2 separate regions of the Homo sapiens genome follow, and region 1 is linked to region 2. Evidence: chromatin contacts called from ENCODE Hi-C data. All regions are on one chromosome and are shown on one strand. The core of a region is the stretch at or near the end of the contact, and the rest is flanking DNA. Distances in the headings are between cores, read along the strand shown. Region 1 holds the start of SLC12A6 (solute carrier family 12 member 6). Region 2 holds the start of FMN1 (formin 1).

Evidence for each region. A loop is a pair of places that touch in the nucleus more often than their neighbours do. Pooled maps may share reads with other maps.
Region 1: a loop to region 2 is called in a pooled map, with 7 times the contacts of the local background. The contact joins the promoter of SLC12A6 here to the promoter of FMN1 in region 2. A Hi-C loop is called at or near these places in 7 of 50 pooled maps.

What each region holds. Positions count from the first base shown.
Region 1 is chr15:34,331,694-34,339,072 of GRCh38, reverse strand. It overlaps SLC12A6 (solute carrier family 12 member 6), which reads left to right and starts at 1,292. Exons shown (of 26, transcript NM_001365088.1): 1 at 1,292-1,741; 2 at 2,321-2,663. The coding sequence starts at 2,393. RefSeq lists a silencer at 878-1,437 and enhancers at 2,727-2,846, 3,048-3,117, 3,178-3,227, 4,855-4,904.
Region 2 is chr15:33,191,093-33,197,928 of GRCh38, reverse strand. It overlaps FMN1 (formin 1), which reads left to right and starts at 3,215. Exons shown (of 21, transcript NM_001277313.2): 1 at 3,215-3,351; 2 at 3,869-4,020. It overlaps LOC105370759 (a long non-coding RNA gene), which reads right to left and starts at 3,018. Exons shown (of 3, transcript XR_932090.3): 1 at 2,354-3,018. RefSeq lists silencers at 2,913-3,122, 2,897-3,236.

The DNA of each region.
Region 1 (7,379 bases), core at 43-2,542, 1.1 Mb before region 2:
GGCCCAGGTGATTGTTAAATTTAGAGGTCTTGATCACAGCTATAGGAAATAGCTTTTCAAACAAAACATTGGTGAGTCAGAATTTATCGAACACCACCATTTATACATTAAATAAACACTAAGAAAAAATATTCTAGCGACAAATGTAGTGGTGAAAACATGGAATGGATTTGAGAAAATACATCAACGTCTTCTCCAGGTATAAAAAAACGTATTATTTAGTGGAACTTTCAGTCTGACTAGAAAGTGGACATAGCATTTATTAAAAGGACAAGAACAACAACAAAAAATTAAAGTAGGACAAATGTGTTTAAGGTACTTTATAGTTTTATTTTTATTTATTTATTTCTTTGAGACGGAGTTTTGCTCTTGTCCCCCCAGGCTGGAATGCAATGGTGCGTTCTCGGCTCACTGCAACCTCCGCCTCCCAAGCTCAAGCGATTCTCCTGCCTCAGTCTAAGGAATAGCTGGGATTACAGGCACACGCCACCACGCCCGGCTAATTTTTGAATTTTTGGTAGAGACGGGGTTTCGCTATGCTGGCCAGGCTGGTCTGGAACTCCTGAGCTCAGGTGATCGATCACGCCCGCCTCAGCCTCCCAAAGTGCTAGGATTACAGTCGTGAACCACCGCGCCAGGCCTACTTTATAGTTTTAATTTTTTTTTTTTACATAAAAGTGGTTTATTTGTATGTAGACCTCTACATAAAAATTACAATGAGGGTTATTCCCAGGTATAGGAGCGGTGTTTCTGGTTAAAGAAATCATGAATGATGTTTTCAGAGACACTCATGAAAGAGAAATGGCTCCCCGGGTTCTGAGGGTGAGGAGCAGCGCCCGCCCTCTAGGATGCTTCCAGAGTGAGTGTGCAGCACAGCCGGACCGAGGAAAAGGATTATTCCCCTCTTCACGCGGGTCGGGCCGTGCCCTGGACTACAGCTCCCGTCGTGCCCCTGGCCACTCGTATTCGGCCCCGCCCCGCCTGCCGTGTCCCGCGGCGAGCGCAGGCGCGCTGCACTCGGTCACCGCGGGCTGCGGCGGCTGGGCGGGGCTTTCGGGCGCCCGCGGGACGGTTCCGCCCTCTCACTGCACCCCCGGGCTTCTCTTCGCAAGGTTCACCTCGAATGAGGAACAAGCGGGGAGGGAAGGGAAGGGCTGCGGCGGCGCGGGCGCACCCCGTCGGGCCCGGGGCTGGGGGAGGCCAGGTCACGTAACTGCTGCTCTGGCGTCGGGCCGGGGAGGGGGCGCCAGCCCCGGCAGCGCGAACCCTGCGCGCGCCGCGGCTCTGAAACAGTTACCGGCTAGTAAACAACAGCTGCGCGCGCACCCGCATCAGCTGGCGCCGGGATACTGCACCTGCGACCTCCTTCTCCCTCACCCTGCTGCCCAGTCAGGCCAGCCTGCGTGGCCGTCTCCTCCTCTACTGGGACCCTGAGGAAGAACGACGAGGGGGTGACCTGCGCCGGGGCGGGGGTAGGGGAGAACGCGCCTCCGGCAAAGGGGGTGGCTCGTCCTGTCACACGCAGGAGAAACCTAGCGAGCGGACCGTGGCTCAGTGGACTAGCTACGACTTGCCACGACTCTGAGCTGCAGTCCGAGGTGTCTTGATCCGCTAACCTCCTCCCAGACCCCGAGGACCTTTCTGCTAGGAGAAGAGCGGGCGCGCCACCCCCACCGACCTCTCGGAGACAGGAATCCGCTCTGCCCCTGCATCCTCCTCTGCTCACCCTTCTCTCAGTAGTGTGGGTTATTTTTCCCGTTATGCATGTGCACCTTTCCCACCAGACCCAAGTGGATTGTCGACATCAAAAACACCGGGTGGCTTTGCATACACCTCCCCCCAGCCAGACCTGTGGGGTATTCACCTGATACACAACAGGTGGCCGGGTGTACACCTTTTAGCAATCTGATCCACGCTATAGTCGCCTGATAAAGGTTTGCCTGCACGCACTTCGCCCAACTAGAACCGTGGGACACTCACCAGATAAAGGACTACCTCGACAGGAAACTGGGGGCTGAGGGGAGGGAGGCTTCATCTGCTGCCCTGAGACCATGGCACTGAGCCTTCAGCCCCGGACCAGAGGGGTTAGCTAGGTAGCTCTTCATTCTGAAGGAAAGAAGTCACACAAGATTGGCATTGTTTTGTCTTTTTGTTTTTTGTTTTTTTCTCTCTTAAAAAATATATTCACCTATTGGTGATGCACTTTCTAGGACAGTCGGCTTGAATTCTGAGTAGAAGTATTCTTAGTTGGGGCTTTTTGTGTGGTGTGAATCAAGGTTATTGAAATGTGTTATTTTTCAAGTTATCTTTTGTATTGCAGTCAAAAGTAGCTAGCGTAAGAGGAAGATTTTGCGAGGTTCCCCCCACTTTTTTTGTTCTTAAAAAGAACAAAATGCATCCTCCAGAAACCACCACCAAGATGGCTTCAGTTCGGTTCATGGTGACACCGACAAAGATCGATGACATTCCAGGTTTGTCAGACACCAGTCCGGACCTCAGCTCTCGATCTAGTTCCCGAGTAAGATTTAGCTCCCGGGAAAGCGTGCCTGAAACAAGCCGGAGTGAGCCTATGAGTGAGATGTCTGGGGCCACCACTTCGCTGGCAACTGTTGCACTGGATCCACCCAGTGACCGGACTTCTCACCCCCAGGATGTCATCGAGGGTAAGTAGAAACACAGACCGCAGCATACTTTCATTACTGGGTTCTTTATCCAAGATGACCATCTATGGATCTGGAAGATCATAATCATATAATTATGATTATAATAGTCATCAGGAACCAAGGCATCTCTTTGTGAGATGCTTAGGAACTCTTTGGAATAATAGCATAGTGGCTCTTTGCAGTAGTAATTTGGTATGTGGGAAGGTGTATGACAAGAAGGAAGGCAAATGTATATTTTAACTTCCTCATTTTTGTCTTCTTAGAAATGAAATGGGTATTTTGGTTAAAAGTGAATATCAAAGAATGTAATCGTTTTCAGCACACAGAATCCTAAATTTTAAAATTTAGTGAGTTGGATATGTGTTCTGTAGCCATCATTGGCTATTTCAGTCTGCTTTAAGACTGGTTTCATGGAGTAGTTACTGGTCGTATCTTAGCAGCTTTCCTCCAAGACTTCGAATGTGTATTGCAAAATTCTTTTTTGAAATCTGTATTTTTATGGAGACCTTGACACAAGTAGCTAAGCCCACTCAGGGTGATGGTGGGTAGACCTAATGTGCTATTCTGTCAAATGGAAGACTTCTGAAAAGGCTTTTAGGGCCTGATTCCCATGTAATTTATTCTCTCTGAGCTTTAGATGGAAAGTCTGATGATTAGAGTTAGCAGGTAGCACACAAGCCACTCCTGGCTCATGTTGACTGCTACAGACCTTTAGCTTCCTAAACCAGTTTGTGTGTGTCAGCTGGCTTGGTTTTATTTGAGGTACTGGGAAGAGGTGATGGAAGAGAGAGAAGAGAGAAAATGGGGAGATCATAACATTTTTTGGACTCTGAAATTTAAAAGTTTGAGACCTGTACTGCTTTATATATTTAGTTTTATGCTGTGTTGTAACTAATGTAATCTTTTAATGATAAAAATTTCCCTTAAAGACTCTTAAAATAATATTCCACCCAAGTTTGAAAACCATAGCCTCACCCACTGACTTGTGAAAGCAAGGCTTACTCACCATTTTCCGGTGTCAGGAAATATTGTTCCTTTTAACCTAAAGGGTTCAGGAAACCAGAATGATTTTAGTTCCCTAATTCTGTTTGTGTTTTTAGTATCTGGAGACAAGGTAGATTTGGTAAAGTTTACAGTCCTAGAATTCACTCATCCTTGACTAATCATTTTTTCTTTTATGGAGACATAGGTTGGTTCTCAGACTTTACTGTTTTCAACTTTTTGACAAATTTTACAGTGTGTCATACACTGGATTAAAATTACAGTATGGAATACAAATTTATCATTTCCTCTTCCTCCAAATTAATTCCAAATTGTGGTTTTAGTTTTTATCCATCATGCTGTATTTAGGTTGTAAAAATTCCAGGTAAAGACTATACCAGTGTTAATTTCTTAATATTGTAATTATCATTAGGTAATTTATAGTTTAGTTTGTTAGACTTGTGACTTACATGTTACAGAATTGTATTTTTATTCTTTGGAAAAGTGGACTTAGTAATGTGTTAGACCAGCAGAACAGGTTCCTTGTCCAGTCTGCGGTTCTTACGTTACCCTTAAGCATTCTTTACAGTCTAAAGTGGTATCCTTTTACACTATAGGGGTAAAAATGGGACTACAGGGGTAAAAATGGGGACATATCTAAGTGAAATTTATGTTTGTTTACGTGGTTACAGATGTTAAAAGCTTGGTTCTCTATATAACACATTCCTTACTTAATGTTTAAATATTCTCCGGTACCCAGATGAAAGGGAAATTAATAGTCTGGCCATTAGAGAGGACTTTGCCCTATTCTCGTGGAACTTTATACTTTCTCAGTGACCTACCTTTTCTCTTTTTTTTTCTTTCTATATTTAAAAAAATTCTTATGATGACTGTCATCATGTGATAAATTTTCCCCACCATTAGAAGAAACCACTTAGAAACACAATTATTTCACCCTTGACTTCTCAGTATGTGAAAGCCCTTGTTAGATTTAGATGTAGATCTTCAAAGGGTGCTGTTGTGAAGAAAAGGGCCTAATGTTAATATACACTTCCCTCTAGGCTGGCTTTAATATAGATAACAACTGCATCCTTTCTACAGTTGACTCTCCTTAAGCTCATAGTGCATTTCACAGTTAGTTTGCTATTTTAGTATTTACAGTTCTCTGAATTTTTTCACCCTTTGTACATCCTTCTGTGGTTGTGACATTAGTATGATTCTCCTTTCCCCCATGCCTCCCACGTTTCTTCCTGTAGAGAAACTTCCCACCCGAAGTTTCTTGTCATATGTCTTCTACTCACATTACATCACACAAACAGGAGGTGACACATGAAGTTTTTTTTGTTTTTTTTTTTTTTGAGATGGAGTTTCACACTTGTTGCCCAGGCTGGGGTACAAGGGCGCAATCTCCACTCACTGCAATCTCTGTCTCCCGGGTTCCAGTGATTCTTTTGCCTCAGCCTCCCAAGTAGCTGAGATTACAGGCATGCACCACCACACCTGGCTAATTTTTTGTATTTAGTAGAGATGGGGTTTCATCATGTTAGTCAACCTGGTCTCAAACTCCTGACCTCAGGAGATACACCCACCTTGGCCTCCCAAAGTGCTGGGATTACAGGCGTGAGCCACAGCGCCCAGCCCTACATGAAGTTTTAAATACTTATTTCAGTATATTTTAATTTTTTCTGCTGTTGGCTTTCTGAGTAGTTTTCTTTCTGCTATCAAAGTAATTTTTCTTTCATTTTGGCAAGGCTCCATTTGAATTTATAGGACTGTCCAGTTGGTAAAATCAAGAATCTTAGCAGTGTATTAGCTTATGTATGAAGAACGCCTTAAAGATACAAAAGAAACTGTTGAGAGTGGATGCCTCTGGAAAGTGAGTTACAAAAATAGAGTGGAGCCAGGCACGGTGGCTCACGCCTGTAATCCTAGCACTTTGGGAGGCCGAGGCGGGTGGATTCCCTGAGCTCAGGAGTCCGAGACCAGCCTGGGGAACACGGTGAAACCCTGTCTCTACTAAAAATACAAAAAATTAGCCAGGCGTGACGGCGTGCGCCTGTAATCCCAGCTGCTCGGGAGGCCTTGACAGGAGAATTGCTTGAATCCAGGAGGCGGAGGTTGCAGTGAGCTGAGATCACGCCGCTGCACTCCAGCCTGGGTGACAGAGCGAGACTCTGTCTCAAAAAAAAAAAAAAAGAAAAAGAAAAAAAAATAGAGTGGAATTTTCTTTTACCAAAACAATTAAGGGCATATACAACTTTTAAGTATTTATAGTGTATCACTTTTATAGTAATTTTTTTGAAAAGCACCACATGTTAGAGCTAATGATCTAGAATCTTATTCTGATCAAACCACATTTTAATAAGTGAGGAGACTTAAAACCCCAATAGATTAGACTAAAAAAATAACAAAATAAATGAGGAAACTAAGGCTTATAGAGATGGTTATTTGTAGATCACAAAGTGGCAAAGCCAAGACTGAAGTTCAGGCCTCCTGACTTTTATCTAGTGCTCTTTCTTGCATCATTTTGCCTCTGCTATGATGAACATTTTTTACATGTGCTTTATAACCATGTGGCTATAAAACATATTTTTATATGTCATTTGCAGGACCTAATACTTTTTTTCTTTTTCTTTTTTTTTTTTTGAGGCAAAGTCTCGCGCTGTCGCCCAGGCTGGAGTGCAGTGGCGCTATCTCGGCTCACTGCAACCTCCACCTCCCTGGTCCAAGTGATTCTCCAGCCTCAGCCTCCCAAGTAGCTGGGATTACAGGCATCTGCAACCACACCCGGCTAAATTTTGTGTTTTAGGAGAGATGGGGTTTCACCATGTTGGCCAGGCTGGTCTCAAACTCCTGACCTCAAATGATCCTCCTGCCTCGGCCTCCTAAAGCTCAGGGATTACAGGTGTGAACCATACACCCTGCCTGCAGTCCCTAATACATTTCAACCTTTTATAAGTCAACAGATACTCCCTGAGACGCTGGTATGTATGAGGCAGTCTGGTATTAATTGTAGGAAATATACAGGTAACATATAGTTTCTACCTTTGCAGATCTCATGGTATAATGGTGAAAATGACTAGAGCACTTTACTTATTCCTTCACCAAATATTTGTTACTCTGAGCAATGAGTTAAGGATAAGGCACTGGCTGGCTGTTAAAGATGTTGGGTGTTAAAGACAGAGAAAAAGCATCCGTTAATCTGTTCTAAGGAAAGTTATGATCTAATAGACAAAGCAAACACATTTGTATATAAATTATAATGCTGTATAAGTCCAACAATAGAAATATGCAAAAATACGGCAAAGGAAAATGATCAACTAAGATAAAATAGAGACACTTAAGAGACTGGAGGACTTGATAAGGTAAAGTGTGGTGAAAAGTGTAGAAAGATTAAAGACTGTGGTCAGACGGTTGAATGTTGTTGGAGTGAGCAATTTCAGAGGTAGAGCATTTCTCATGTAATGTGATCTAGTGTGTAGCCTTGGAGTGGGTTTCTGAAGTGGAGAGTTGAGGTCTAAGTGTAACAACTTTGAGACTGGCTGTTAACCAAGTTTTTGTGAGAGATGTTAGAGACATAAAAGTAATTTAGATAAGTCCTTTCTTTAAGGAGTCATGTCCTCTCTGAAACCTTTTCTGATTGAACCCCATATCCAGATATAATAAACCAGGCTCTTTTTGTCCCTATATTGCTATAATACCTATATCACTATATTTTGTTTTTATTTACATATT
Region 2 (6,836 bases), core at 1,966-4,465:
TCCAGGTCAGAATGATTTGGGGTCAAGACTTTTTCTTAAACTTGCAACCTCAAGTGAGTCACTATCCTCTCTAGTCCGAGTTTCCTCAGCCTTGAGGTGGTGATAACACCTACCCTGCTGGGTGGTTGTGAAGATTAGTAATTTTGTTGATAAAGTGATCTCTTCAGGTATGGTCCAGATTGAGTGTTCTCAGCTAGGCTGTGCATTTCCATTAGGAAATGGGCTTTATTGAACTGGATATCCCTAGAGTCTAGTACAATAACATATATTAGGCACTTAGTAGCTGTTTATTTTTTCATTTTTTATTTTTTATTTTGAGACAGGATCTAGCTCTGTCACCCAGGCTGCAGTGCGAGGGCTTAAGTGATCCTCCTGCCTCGGCCTCTCGAGTACCTGGGACTACAGGCATGCACCACCACACCCAGCTAATTTTTTAACATTTATTTTTTGTAGAGATAGGGTCTCACTGTGTTGCCCAGTCTGGTCTCAAACTCCTGGGTCCATGCAATCCTCTCGGCCAGTAACTGTTTATTAAGCAAGGATCACATAAATACTCCACTAACAAGCTGGGCATGGTGGCTCACGCCTGTAATCCCAGCACTTTGGGAGGCCGAGGCGGGCAGATTGCTTGAGGTCAGGAGTTCGAGACCAGCCTGGACGACATGGTGAAACCCCATCTCTATTAAAAACACAAAAAATAGCCAGGCATGGTAGTGTATGCCTGTAGTCCCAGCTACTCAGGAGGCTGAGGCAGGAGAATCACTTGAACCTGAGAGACAGAGGTTGTAGTGAGCCGAGATTACACCAGTGTACTCCAGCCTGGGTGACAGAGTGAAATTGTCTCAAACAAAACAAAACAAAACAAAACAAAACAAAACAAAACAAAACTCCACTAACTTGTTAATTAGTGTATACCTTTGTATTGATCTATAACCTTTAACTTATTTATATTTTGTCTTTATTAATAGCCTCTTTGGGAAAATATTTTTCTTCTCCTTTCTCTTTAAAACACCTCCTACTCCCTCCCCCTACCAAGCTTAGAGCAAGTACATATTTCCAGGTTTGATTAAAGGCCAGAGTAGGATTTAGGAATTTCTTCAGAACACTGTTGAAACAATGCTGGAATATGACTTTGGATTAACATCCTTTTACCTTTCTAGGACTCAGCTCACACGACCATGATATTATTTTGTGGGTGGACTTTAAAAGATTTCTACATCAATTAAAACCTAGTTTGACTTAAGCCCTGCAAAATTTTACTTCCTTCCCAACAATAGGAAATCACAGCTCCCTTCTATGAGCAAAGTTGACTTGCAATTGCTCCTAACACATGTCAGAGGTGACACTTCACTCTTAAAGGTGCTTCTGAGGCTGCGGTTTCAAGAAGTCAGTAGTGTGAAAACTGGATCCCTATATGACAATTTTCAGGTAAAAAGAAAAAAGCATCAAGGAATTAAGAGTCGTACTGAGGGCTTCTTATTCTTCTAACTGATGATGATGATTTTTAGACAGGAGATATACGGACCTCGTATTGACTCTACTCCTAACTACGAACATGACCCAAGGACAATTACTTGAACTTTGGGAACCTCAGTTTTCTTATCTATAAGTGGAATTTACAAGGGGAAGATATGAGGATTGAAGGAGATAATGTATATGAAGTGCCTATGGAGCCGGGCACAGCACTTCACAACTGTAATCTCGGCATTTTGGGAGGCTGAGAAGGGAAGATCGCTTGAGCTTAGGAGTTTGAGACCAGCTTGGGCAATATGGTGAAACCCTGTCCCTACAAATAAAAAATTAAAAAATTAGCTGGACATGGTGGTGCCCGCCTGTAGTCCCAGGTACTTTGGAGGCTGAGTTGGGAGGATGGCTTTAGCCCACGGGGTTGAGGCTGCAGTGAGCCAAGATCGCACCACTGCACCCCAGCCTGGGTGACAGAGTGAGACCGTGTGTTAAAAAAACAAATAAATAAAGGGCCTATCAGTGTTTGGCTAATATTGTGATTAAGAATAAATCAGAGTTCCAATAAACTATTATTTCTAGAAAAAAAATAGTGAAAAAAATCACCTTAAAAATACCTTCCAAATTTTTTTCCCATTTACTTATTTGAAAACAGAATCTATTCAGGACAAAATTCTATCTTCAAGTACCAAATGGGTGATACAGTTCGCATTTATCCAAAAGCAGATTAAAGACAATGCCTTTTCTTGCCTACCTACTTGGAAAAGATCTCAGTGTCACTCAAATCACATTCCAAATCTCAACGACATTAAGGCCTCAAATCCTCTTAGGAAAGGTTTGAAGGTAGTTCATTTCAGTAATGATTAGACACTTGGGGACAAAACAGTACCTTGGCATCAAGGTCTGTACTGATTCACCAGCACAGAAATAGCAGTAACAAGATCTTCAACTCTGAGGTGTTCAAATAAGCAGACAAACTCCCTCGTGAGGCCCAGGCCTCTTGACATCCGGACTCAGTCTTTCTTTCTCAGATCGCCAAGGGTCTGGCCCATTTCTCAGCCTAAACCTATTTTGCGTTTAATTCAAACCAGTCAAAGTAACTTAACCGCCAGCAGTTAAAAAGCTACTAGGAGGAAGCGTAGGCAGGAGATGGGAGAGGAAAAGGCTCCTGTCAGGGTTTGGGCTTATGTGTGGATTCTTGAATTCTCCTTCTTTGTTCCTTTTAGCACTTACGATCAAGAACGGCTAGGCTGAGGGGGCAGGGGGGCCAGGCCACTGGAGCGAAACGGCCTCTCCGGATCTGGAGGCGTGGGAACCTCGGGAATAGTGGGGAGTTCCAGACCAGTTCCCTTCCCCCATCTGAACAAGTCCAGAGCGTGCGCCTTGAGAGGCGCTCGGAAACAGGGAAGCTGGGGACACGTAGCGAGAGACTGGTTGTCGCCCTGGCTGTCCGTCTTAGACCTAGCTTAGCGACCACCGCCTTCAATCCCTCAGCCCGGATCAGACGGTGCCAAAAGACAGCACTGCTTCCCAGCCTGGCCCAACGGCTCGGCTGCTGATTGGGCACCGCCGCCTCCCGCCCCGCCTCCCCTGCCACCTCGGGCGCCGCTGCACGTTTCCACTGGTCTTCAGCCCTGCCGATCAGTTTACTGCTCACCTCCCCCAAACAGCTCGTCAGGCCGGCGCGTGCTAGGAAGGCGGGGCCTGTGGCCTGTGGGGCGGAGCCTCGGTGGAGGTCGGCGCAGCTGCCCCTTTGGGCTTTGGCTCTGGACTGGAGCGCAGCATCCTTCGAGGCTGCAGCCGCCACGGCTGTTGCCGTAAGCAATCCTCCTGCCTCAGCCTCCCGAGTAGCTGGGACTCGGGACCAGCCTCCCGAGTATTGGTCAGGTAAAGAGAGTCTTGTCTGTTCTGCTGGCCATCTGCCCGTCTCTTCTTCCCGACCAAAGGCTGCCTGCTCCGCCTTCCCCCGTGGCTTTCAGGGTTCTTGGAATGAGGCATCAAGTCTATTTACCCCGCCAGCTTATCTTCCTCCCCTTCTGTGTCGGTTCCTCCAGCTCCCCCACCAAGCTGCTCCCAAGTACGTTGGTGGGCCCTCCGGGTCATCCCAACGCTCCTCACTACAGAACTCCTGTCGTTGACTCTCAGGTCCCAGCCCCCTTGACCCGCCAGTGCAGTCTCATTCCCAGCTTGGCACAGGAAAGGTGGAGGGCGGGAGGGCGGGAGGGCGGGGGACGGAGAGATGCAGAGCTTTTTTTTTTTTTTTTTTTTTTTTTTGAAGCTGGATGTGTTTAGCGCAGAGGGGGAGCACCACAATGGGATTGCATTGGGAACAGAAGCAGCTTCATGACTATGGTTGGCAATGACTAGAAAGGTATCTGTTGCTGCTTTTTGCTTGTGTTTATAGATGACATTTACCATCACCGTTTTCTTCTTCTTTCATCATCATCATCATCACCATTGCCACTACCACCACCTCCAAGGCCACTACCACCACAGCATCTCTGTTCCTCCATCAGAGCTCTTCAAGTTCTGTAAAGGCAGATTCTCTAAAGGCATGTAAGTGCTGACGGATCCCCCAACCCCCTCCCCCACCACCAAATAACGAACAGTGCTCTTGCCCCCTGAGGCCAGAGCCAAGCCCTCATTTAACTCAAGAACAAGTAGCTGGGAGCAGAGTGTGAGCTGGGAGGATTTTCCTTATCCTCATTTGCAATTGAGATTGCCAAAGAAAACCCTTTATTTTAATCATCCACATTTCTGCTTGCTGTCTCCTGGAGAGTTCCATGTTAGCACTCACACACTCCGAATGGGCTGAATGCAGAGCCTGAACCTGTGATATATATGGGGAGTGGCAGTCACTGAGAGGTGAATGTCCAGACCCAATCCTTTAAGAAGACCAGGTGGAGTAGCAGACAACCTGACTTTCTGCTACAGTAGCTCCAGCTGTACTAAAGCATGTTTACTATTCATGTTTGCATATGGGACATGTGCCATCATCTGCTATGCCCCCTTGCGTGTGTATTGGCAGGGGGGCGGAGGGGCGCATCTAAATTCCTAGGAGAGAGAATTATATTCTGTTCTCTACACCAGGTAGCATCTTATAGGCACACCAATGGGATTCAACAGCCGTTGCTTAGCTGTTTCTAGGGCTTACTGCAAATCTCTTGGATCACAGACTTATTAACCCTTTTTTGGGAGGGAAAACAGTATAGCTGAGAATTGCATACCAGATTAACTGTCGTTGTGGAAGATGTTGCTTCCACAATGAATCAATGAGGTCTCGGGTCTTCTTGATCAGATATCTAAACACTAGTCTCCTTTCTCTCAACTGTGTTACAGTCCAGGAGCAGGACCAATGAATAGTTAGACATATTGCAGGAACAAAGAAGCAATGGCCTCAATGGAGGGAAACAATGGAGAAGAGTAGTGAGACAGTATATTGTAATGGCTAAACTCATAAACCTGTCAGACATAGGTTCAAATCCTGGACCAGCCACTGACTAGCTCAGTGATTTTTGCAAGTTGCTTGCCTCTTTAATTTTAATTTCTCGTCTGTAAAATAGGGATAATACTACCTGTCTCTTAGGAGAAGGTGTGAGGATTAAACGAGATAATATAGGTAAAATACTCAGTAGTTTCTGGCACATAAGTGGGGAATTTATAGTAACTGCTATTAATAATACTAGTCAAGAAGGATAATAAAGGCCAGTCTCGTTCCTAAAAATTATGCATTTTTTTCCATTGTCTTTATCCTTTTTAGGTGTCAGAGCTGATGCAAATGGGGTATGGTAGTCTTCAGGTTCCTTATAGCACTACATCTTAGAGGGGTGCCACTATTGAAGCCACCTGTGTTTGGACAGGCATTTCTCTCACCAGCCTTCACAAGTACTTAGCCGATTCTTAGTTGAGATACGTTAAAGATGCAGCTTTAGAGAAGATTTCCAGGCCTCTGGCCCTATTCTAGACTGCTTCTTTCTCACTGAGTGTTCAATGCATTGACTGTGATTGATGAAGCCTTTGTCACAGGCTTAACCCTGCCTAGACCAAATGCTTTGGCCAAGGGAATGGGGTCCCATAGGACCTATGATTGTCTAAGGGTAGGTCTCATATCCTGGTCATCCTCCCTTTCCAGACATAAAATTGGTGGAGCTGTTCCCAGAGGAAGAGGAATGGGGACAGACTGGAACTTGATGTGATGATGGTAAATATCCTTGATAGAAAATTGAGAAATGCTTCTCTCCTATCTCATATACCATGCCTCAAAGTCTAGTTTTACGTTAAAGTTTTGGATTCATGCACACCATCCCAAGCTGTGGTGTGCTTTAGATGATCTTGCCTTTAATGGTTTTCTTATTAAAACTTTATTCGTATCAGTGTAAAAGTTCATAATGGATATTTCATATCTTGCAGTGATGCTACTGGTTGGTAGTATGACCACGTTTAGGGGCTATTCATAATCTCTTTTTGGGACCTGGTTTTAAGAGTAGCTATTATTTTTAGATGTACATAGTCTCTGTCTTAAATATCAGCTTAATTCTCAACAGGTCCCAGCCTGTGTTGACAGAATTACAGCTGTTAATCTGATTTGCCTGATCTTGCAGAGACGCTAAACCATGGGAATTGTATTCTCCTGCAGCAAATATAAGCTTGCACCAACAGGCTGGCACTGTGAAGGAACTGAAGCATCTCTGTATTTAGTGTCTGTGCTGAAGTGCTGACAAAGCATCAACCCCATGCTCTGCAAAATAGTAATTACTAAAGCGGGGAGATGTAAAGAAGGAAACAAACCTCTTTACCTTGTCAGCGCATAAAAGCAAGGGTCTGAGAAATGGAGCATTCCCTCTCACTTATGTTTCTCAAGTTCCCTGGCTAAAAGTAAACAATCTCCCAGAGTAACCTGGATTTCTGTGCTTATCTACGCTTTCAGCAAATACTGCCTTAGTGCATGTTTGAGGATGAGGGAGAGAGAAGAGAGTTGGTCCTCCTTGTGGACATCCTTACCTCCCCACTGGCCTGAAATGACCATGATCTCTGTAATGCATCTCTCTAGGAAGCAGACTACTAGTTAAGTTTTTTTTTCTTTAACCAACACACCTCCTATTTCCTTAACTTGATACTGACTTGTTTTATGTTCCATCTTATTCGAACTATGCCTATCTCTTCCTTCTAAAGTGTCATAGGTCACTGCTAATGATGAACACCTTTCAAATGAAACGCTTTTTTACTGTGGTCTTCCACGTGACAGGCTATTGGGCAAAATATTTTGGAGGTAGCCAGGACTTTTTTTTTTTTTTTGAGATGGAGTCTCGCTCTGTTGCCCAGGCTGGAGTGCAGTGGCACGGTCTCAACACACTGCAAGCTCCGCCTCCCGG